2 separate regions of the Homo sapiens genome follow, and region 2 is linked to region 1. The links are chromatin contacts, found by Hi-C in ENCODE. All regions are on one chromosome and are shown on one strand. Each heading gives the region's core, a stretch centred on a gene start or an enhancer-like site at or near the end of the contact. The rest is flanking DNA. Distances are from core to core; before and after follow the strand shown.

Evidence for each region. A loop is a pair of places that touch in the nucleus more often than their neighbours do. Pooled maps may share reads with other maps.
Region 2: a map of CD8-positive, alpha-beta T cell shows a loop between it and region 1 (19-fold over the local background). The contact joins the promoter of DBR1 here to the promoter of SLC25A36 in region 1. A Hi-C loop is called at or near these places in 4 of 168 maps with a recorded cell type or tissue (CD4-positive, alpha-beta memory T cell, CD8-positive, alpha-beta T cell and naive thymus-derived CD4-positive, alpha-beta T cell) and 15 of 50 pooled maps.

What each region holds. Positions count from the first base shown.
Region 1 is chr3:140,940,076-140,943,309 of GRCh38, reverse strand. It overlaps SLC25A36 (solute carrier family 25 member 36), which reads right to left and starts at 1,474. Exons shown (of 7, transcript NM_001104647.3): 1 at 1,215-1,474. The coding sequence starts at 1,255. RefSeq lists enhancers at 321-550, 190-1,037, 1,131-1,500.
Region 2 is chr3:138,173,253-138,176,486 of GRCh38, reverse strand. It overlaps DBR1 (debranching RNA lariats 1), which reads left to right and starts at 1,566. Exons shown (of 8, transcript NM_016216.4): 1 at 1,566-1,888; 2 at 2,861-2,985. The coding sequence starts at 1,692. RefSeq lists an enhancer at 1,651-1,860.

The DNA of each region.
Region 1 (3,234 bases), core at 225-2,724:
GTCCATATGTCCAACTCAAAGCAAGGCACCGTGAATAGAACTGCGTGTGTATTTCTTTCATATTCTTAAAAGTCGATCTAAAAACTGCAGGATTTAAGAAGATGCCGGTAAGAGTCTCAGCATAATTCACCGAAGGCATTTTTGATAAGAAAACTCTTTATAATCCTCCAAATAAGTAACTCTTAAAATTGCTATGATTCTCCAAATGATTTAGAAGGAGCAAATCTAAACAGGAGGCTAAACTGGAAGCTCTAACACTCATTTTGGCAATCAGGGAACTAAGACTTTAGGCTTAGTCCTAATCTTGCACACACATAGTAACTATTAACACTATCTTCAAAAAATCTGACCTCTCTCCACTCCTACTTTCTCCTAAGCAGCAGAAAAGCAAGCGGTGTTCAAGAGGGGTGGTTTTCTCGAAAGGAATCTGACCCCAAAGGTACTGGAAAGCTTTGCACCCCATTCACCACCTGGAAAACCTCGGGCAAGAAATTTTCCAAGGGCTAGAAACACCCTACAGCAACCACGGGAGAATACCAAAGCCTTCCCCGCTCGATCCCGTAGCCCCCTTACCACCCACCTTGCAAAGCCGAGCCCGGAAATGAGCGGCCCGAGGTCCGAGGTGGGGCGTGAGTGACGTGCAGAGGCCCAAGCGAGCGCTGCAAGGAGCGAGGGCTAAAGGAGTCTCCGGCGCCCATTTTGTCCTCAGCCTCCGCACTTTCCGCCCCGTCCCCTTGGGCCATGCAACCTACGCGAAATCCGAAGCCAGGCTCCTCAAAGCGGCCCTGGATCCCCGACGCCTGCTAGATTGCGGCGTGCGGCCAGGTCCAGCGGCGTCCGGGTAATCAAGCGCCGACCCCAGCTCTTGCCCGCGTCTCCTCAGACGCATGGATTCGGCCTCCGCCTCACCCCGGCCCCGCGGGCCCAAAACCTCACTCCCGGCCCGGGTTTCATGCCTCAACCCTCTTTGCCCGGGCCTCACTCTCTCGCCCTCGGGCCCGGGCCTCACCCCCTTGCTTCCCCGAACCGGAGCCCCCCTCACCACCCACGGGCTGGGTCGCTCCCCTCACCCGCAGGCCCGTGGCAGCTCCCCGCCCAGGCCTCACTCCCGCCCCCCCACCCCCCCACCCCCCTCGGCCCCCCTCGCCCCCCTCGCCTGCGTCTTCGGCCCCAGCACCCTCAGCCCCAGTGCGCACGCCCCGCCAGGACCTTACCCTCCGGCAAACAGATGCACCAGCGTGTCCCTCTGGCTCATTCTCTCTCCCGCATGTCCTCCGGCCGCTGAGGCGGGACGCGGATCTGGCCGCCCGCTACGGCAGGCGGCTTCGGTCCCGGACTGGAGACGCACAGCGCCCCGGGGACGGCGAGGAGAGCTGGCCGAGATGCGGCTGCAGAAAGCAACCGGCACAGCCCTCCCCGCGGCACTCCAGCCGCGCCACCGCCTGCCTAAGCGCGCCGCCCTTCACCAGAGGCTGAAAGCGACGCAGCGCAGCGCGACGGAGAGTGGGCGGGGGATGGTAGGGGGAAGATGACTATTTGATGGCTCCCGACATAAACAGAGGCTCCCATTGGTGTGAGCGTCGTGACGTCACGCACTCTGCAGTGTTCTTTCACGTGATCCCTACGGGCTCTTTCAATGAAAGGGGCCGCGAGGCGTGGCCAGAACGCGTGCCCGGAGGGTGGTAGGTCACCGCGCTCCTAGCACCTGAGACCTGGGGCGCCCCTGGCCTGAGTGAACGCGCCAATCACGGCTGCACTCTCCTGAACAGGGAACTGGCGGGGCGGGAAAAATCGACTTGGTTCCGGGTTCGCAAGCGGATTTACTTTGAAAAAATTGGATTTATGACCCAGCAGTTCCCTTGGTGTCTATCTCAGAGTAACCCTCGCACAATGCATAAAAAGGTTTGTGCACGGATACTCCTATATAGGCTCACAAACAGTACAGAATTATGAACAATGCTTGCAGTTGCAGAAAATTGAAATCAGTGGGGGAATGAAGAAATAAATCATGAAACATTCCTACTATGGAATATTATGCAATCGTGACAAGGGATGAGGTGATTCCATATGGCAAAAAATCTCCCGAAGTGTGTAATAAGTAAAAAAGGCAAGTAGAATTAAAATACTTGGGTTTGTTTTTAAAAGAATAAAAGTTCATGGGAAATGGAATTAAAAGATAAAATTTAAAAATATAAACTTTGTTTTTCAACGTAAGCTCCATCAAGTTAAAGACAGTTTGGTAAGTGATGATACCGGCTCTTTAGTCCATCTGTAAAGAATTGAGGGTTCTGGGAATTTAATCATGAAAATGCAGGCTTTTTTACGTTATTAACTGAAGAAAAATGGGTGCCATTTACAGATTTTTCACGATTAGAAAACAAAAATATGTCAGAAGGAGCCAGGTCAGGAATGTAAGATGGATACCTGATAGTTTCCCATCGAAATCCCTGGAAAAATGCCCTTATTTAAAGAGAGGAATGAGCAGGAACATTGTCCTGATGGAGAAGGACTCTCTGGTGAAGATTTCGTAGGTGTTTTTATGCTAAAGCTTTGCTTCACTTTCTCCTATAGTAAGCGGATGTTATTGCTCTTCCACCCTCCAGAAAGTCAACAGGCAAAATACCTTGAGCATCCCAAAAAGCTGCTGCTATGACTTCGGCTCTTGACCAGTCTACTTTTGATTTGACTGGACCACTTGCACCTCTTGGTAACTATTGCTTTGATCCAGAATCATACTGAGAAAGCTATGTTTGATCTCCTGTTACAATTCTTCAAAGAAATGTTTCAATATATGATCCCACTTGTTTACAATTTCCATTGAAAGCCCTGCTCTTGTCTGCAGCTCATCTGGGTGCAACAGTTTTGCACCCATCGGGTGAAAAGTTTGCTCAACTTCAGTTTTTCAGTGAGAAATGTGTAAGTAGAACCAGTTGAAATGTCTATGGTGTTGTATATTATTTGTGCTGTTAATTGTGGGTCCTCTTCAATTAGGGCACACCGAAGAATAATCTTTTCCTCAAAAATCGATGTGGATTGTCTGCCACTGCAGGCTTCCTCTTCAACATTGTCTCATCCCTTCTGCAAACAAGTTATCCATTTGTAAACTTCAGATTTCTTTGGGGGAATTTTCCCCATCAAACTTTTGTAAAGCATCCTTGATTTCACCATTCTTCCACCCAATCTTGACCATAAATTTGATGTTTTTTCTTGCTTCAATTCATGCTGCTCTGATAG
Region 2 (3,234 bases), core at 317-2,816, 2.8 Mb after region 1:
TACCAAGCTATAGATTCAGAAAGCATAAATGAGTAAAGTTCAAAAAAAAAACCACCTAGATATATTTTATTAAAATAGCTTTAAGGAGTAGGGAGAGAAAGTAGAGAAAGAGAAAACAGTAAATAGCAAAGAAAAAGACACATTACTGGCTGGGCGCGGTGGCTAACGCCTGTAATCCTAGCACTTCGGGAAGCCGAGGTGGGCGTATCACTTGAGGTCAGGAGTTCGAAACCAGCTTGGCCACCATGGTGAAACCCTGTCTCTACTAAAAATGCAAAAAATTAGCTGGGCATGGTGGTGTGCACCTGTAATCCCAGCTACTTGGGAGGCTGAGGCAGGAGAATCGCTTGAACTGGGGAGGCGGAGGTTGCAGTGAGCCGAGATCGTGCCACTGCCTCCAGCCTGGGCAACAGAGTGAGAGACCGTCTCAAAAAAACAAAAAACAAACAAACAAACAAAAAACCCACATTACTTTCAGTGAAAAAAAACCTTAAGTTTATAGGTGACTTCTCAGTAGAAGATAATGCAAGCCAGAAGATAATAGAATGCTATTTTTGAAATGCTTTGTAAAAAAAAAACCACACACACACACACACACACACACACACACACACACTGCTTAACTGGTATTCGGTACTCAGTAAACACACCCTTTATGAATTAAGGTGAAACAAAGACATCTCTTTCTTTCTTTTTCTTTTTTTTTTTTTTAGACGGAGTCTCACCCTGTCACCCAGGCTGGAGTGCAATGGCACGATCTCAGATCACTGCAACCTCTGCCTCCTGGGTTCAAGCGATTCTCCTGCCCCAGCCTCCCAAGTAGCTGGGATTACAGGTGTGCGCCACCACGCCCAGCTAATTTTTTGTATCTTTAGTAGAGACAGGGTTTCACCATGTTGGCCATGCTGGTCTCAAACTCCTGACCTCGTGAGCCGCCCGCCTCTGCCTCCCAAAGTGCTGGGATTACAGGTGTGAGCCAGCACACTGGCTTCTTTTCTTTTCTTCTCTCTCTCTTTCTCTTTTGTCTCTTTTTTTTTTTTTTAGACGGAGTCTCGCTCTGTCGCCCAAGCTGGAGTGCAGGGGCGCGATCTCAGGTCACTGCAACCTCCGTCTCCTGGGTTTGAGGGATTCTCCTGCCTCAGCCTCTGAAGTAGCTGTGATTACAGACGTGCGCTACTGCGCCCAGCTAATTTTTGTATTTTTAGTAGAGACAGGGTTTCACCATTTTCCCCAGAGTGGAAAGAAATTTTTAAACAAACAAATATCTAGAAAAAAATTAATCTGTCGTCGGCCTACACTAAACAAACAGGAAAACTTAAACTGAGCTCTTCAGACAGAAGAAAAATGATTCCAAAGAGAAAAATGGAAATCCAGGAAGAAAAGAGTAAGGATGGAAAGAGTACATTTGTGGATGTATATACAAAAAAATATTGACTGCATAAAACAATAATTAAAAAAAAAGAAAAAAGGAAAAAAAGAAAATAAGTTCCCTGGGATCCCAGAATTAGGTTTGACCTTCCCGGTCCCTCTCTCGCGAGATCTGGAAACCGGAAGTGAATTATTTTGCAGGAGTCTACACCCAGGCGGTGGCTATACTTATTAAAGTTGGCGGGAGCTGAGCGATCAGTCGGTCCTGGGCTGGCTGTGGTGTAGGGCGTTGCAGGCAGCGCTCACCTCCTCAGGCCGGCAGAATGCGGGTGGCTGTGGCTGGCTGCTGCCACGGCGAGCTGGATAAGATCTATGAGACGCTGGCGCTGGCAGAGCGGCGCGGCCCGGGGCCTGTCGACCTCTTGCTGTGCTGCGGCGACTTCCAGGCGGTGCGCAACGAGGCGGATCTACGCTGCATGGCCGTGCCGCCCAAGTATCGTCACATGCAAACCTTCTACAGGTGAGGACGCGGCCGGGCCCGGACTTGGCGGTGGGGGGGTGGGACTGGGTTCCCTCTGCCACTGGCTGCCTGTTTCCCTTAGATCCTGTCTTTGTTCTCTCTGTATCTCTAATTGGTGCCTAACTGAATACAGGGGTGAGGTAGTGGGAGGCGGGAAATGTATTCAGTTCGGTACTGTATTCAGTTAGGTACCAAATTATGTCAGTTTCACTAGCACCCTATCTCATTAGGTGCTTAGGAAATGTCACTTTCCTTCTTTCCATACACATCTTATCCATTTCAAAGGGTGTCGAAGCCTGGGAGGGGATAACCTGGAGGAAGAAGCTGACAGGTTTAGATAGCTACCTTGTACTTGATAGGACTCTGGAATTAGTTCATTCAATGATCCTGAAGTTTTTACTGGGCCCCTGCTATGTGCTTGTTGTGGTTCTAGAAGATGAGGTTATGGCAATGAACTCGAAACAGTTCTTGACTTAATTGAACGGGCACTGACTTGAGGCTCAAGGTGGAAGCTCTTCATTCCTAAGGGCAAGGATGGATACTGGGCAATTCCTTTTTTTTTTTTTTTTTTTTTTCTTGAGACAGAGTTTCGCTTTGTTGCCCAGGCTGGAGTGCAGTACCGCGATATTGACCCACTGCAACCTCCGTCTCCTGGGTTCAAGCGATTCTCCCACCTCAGCCTCCCGAGTAGCTGGGATTACACCCAGCTAATTTTTGCATTTTTAGTAGAGACGGGGTTTCACCACATTGGCCAGGTTGGTCTCGAACTCCTGACCTCAGGGGATCCGCCTGTGTCGGCCATCAAAAGTGCTGGGATTACAGGAGGGAGCCACCGCGCCCAGCCCCAGGCAATTCCTTTTGAAAGAGCTTTTTAACTTTTTATGATGAACTCAGTTTCTTTTTTTTTTTCGGAACTTATTTGCTTTTCTGCTATGCCTAATTGTGGTAACTGACTTTGCTCTTATGTTCTAGGTATTACTCTGGAGAGAAAAAGGCTCCAGTTCTCACGCTCTTCATTGGGGGAAACCATGAAGCCTCAAATCATTTGCAAGAGTTACCCTATGGTGGCTGGGTGGCACCAAACATTTATTATTTAGGTATGTGATTGTGTTTGTGGATACTTTTTTTTCCTGGGATGGAAGAGCTTATCAGGATTTGCGTTAGTTGGACTGTGTCTTGACATGTATGGTGTTTGGAGAATGTCATTAATTTAAATACTTAATCGTGAAAATTTAATTAAGATAGTTAATTATTAAATGGTTGATCATGAAAATATGCCCTTCATCTAGTGTTTTAAGCACTAGCTAATATAATTGCAAAGACCTCACACACTATTTGTAGTCCCT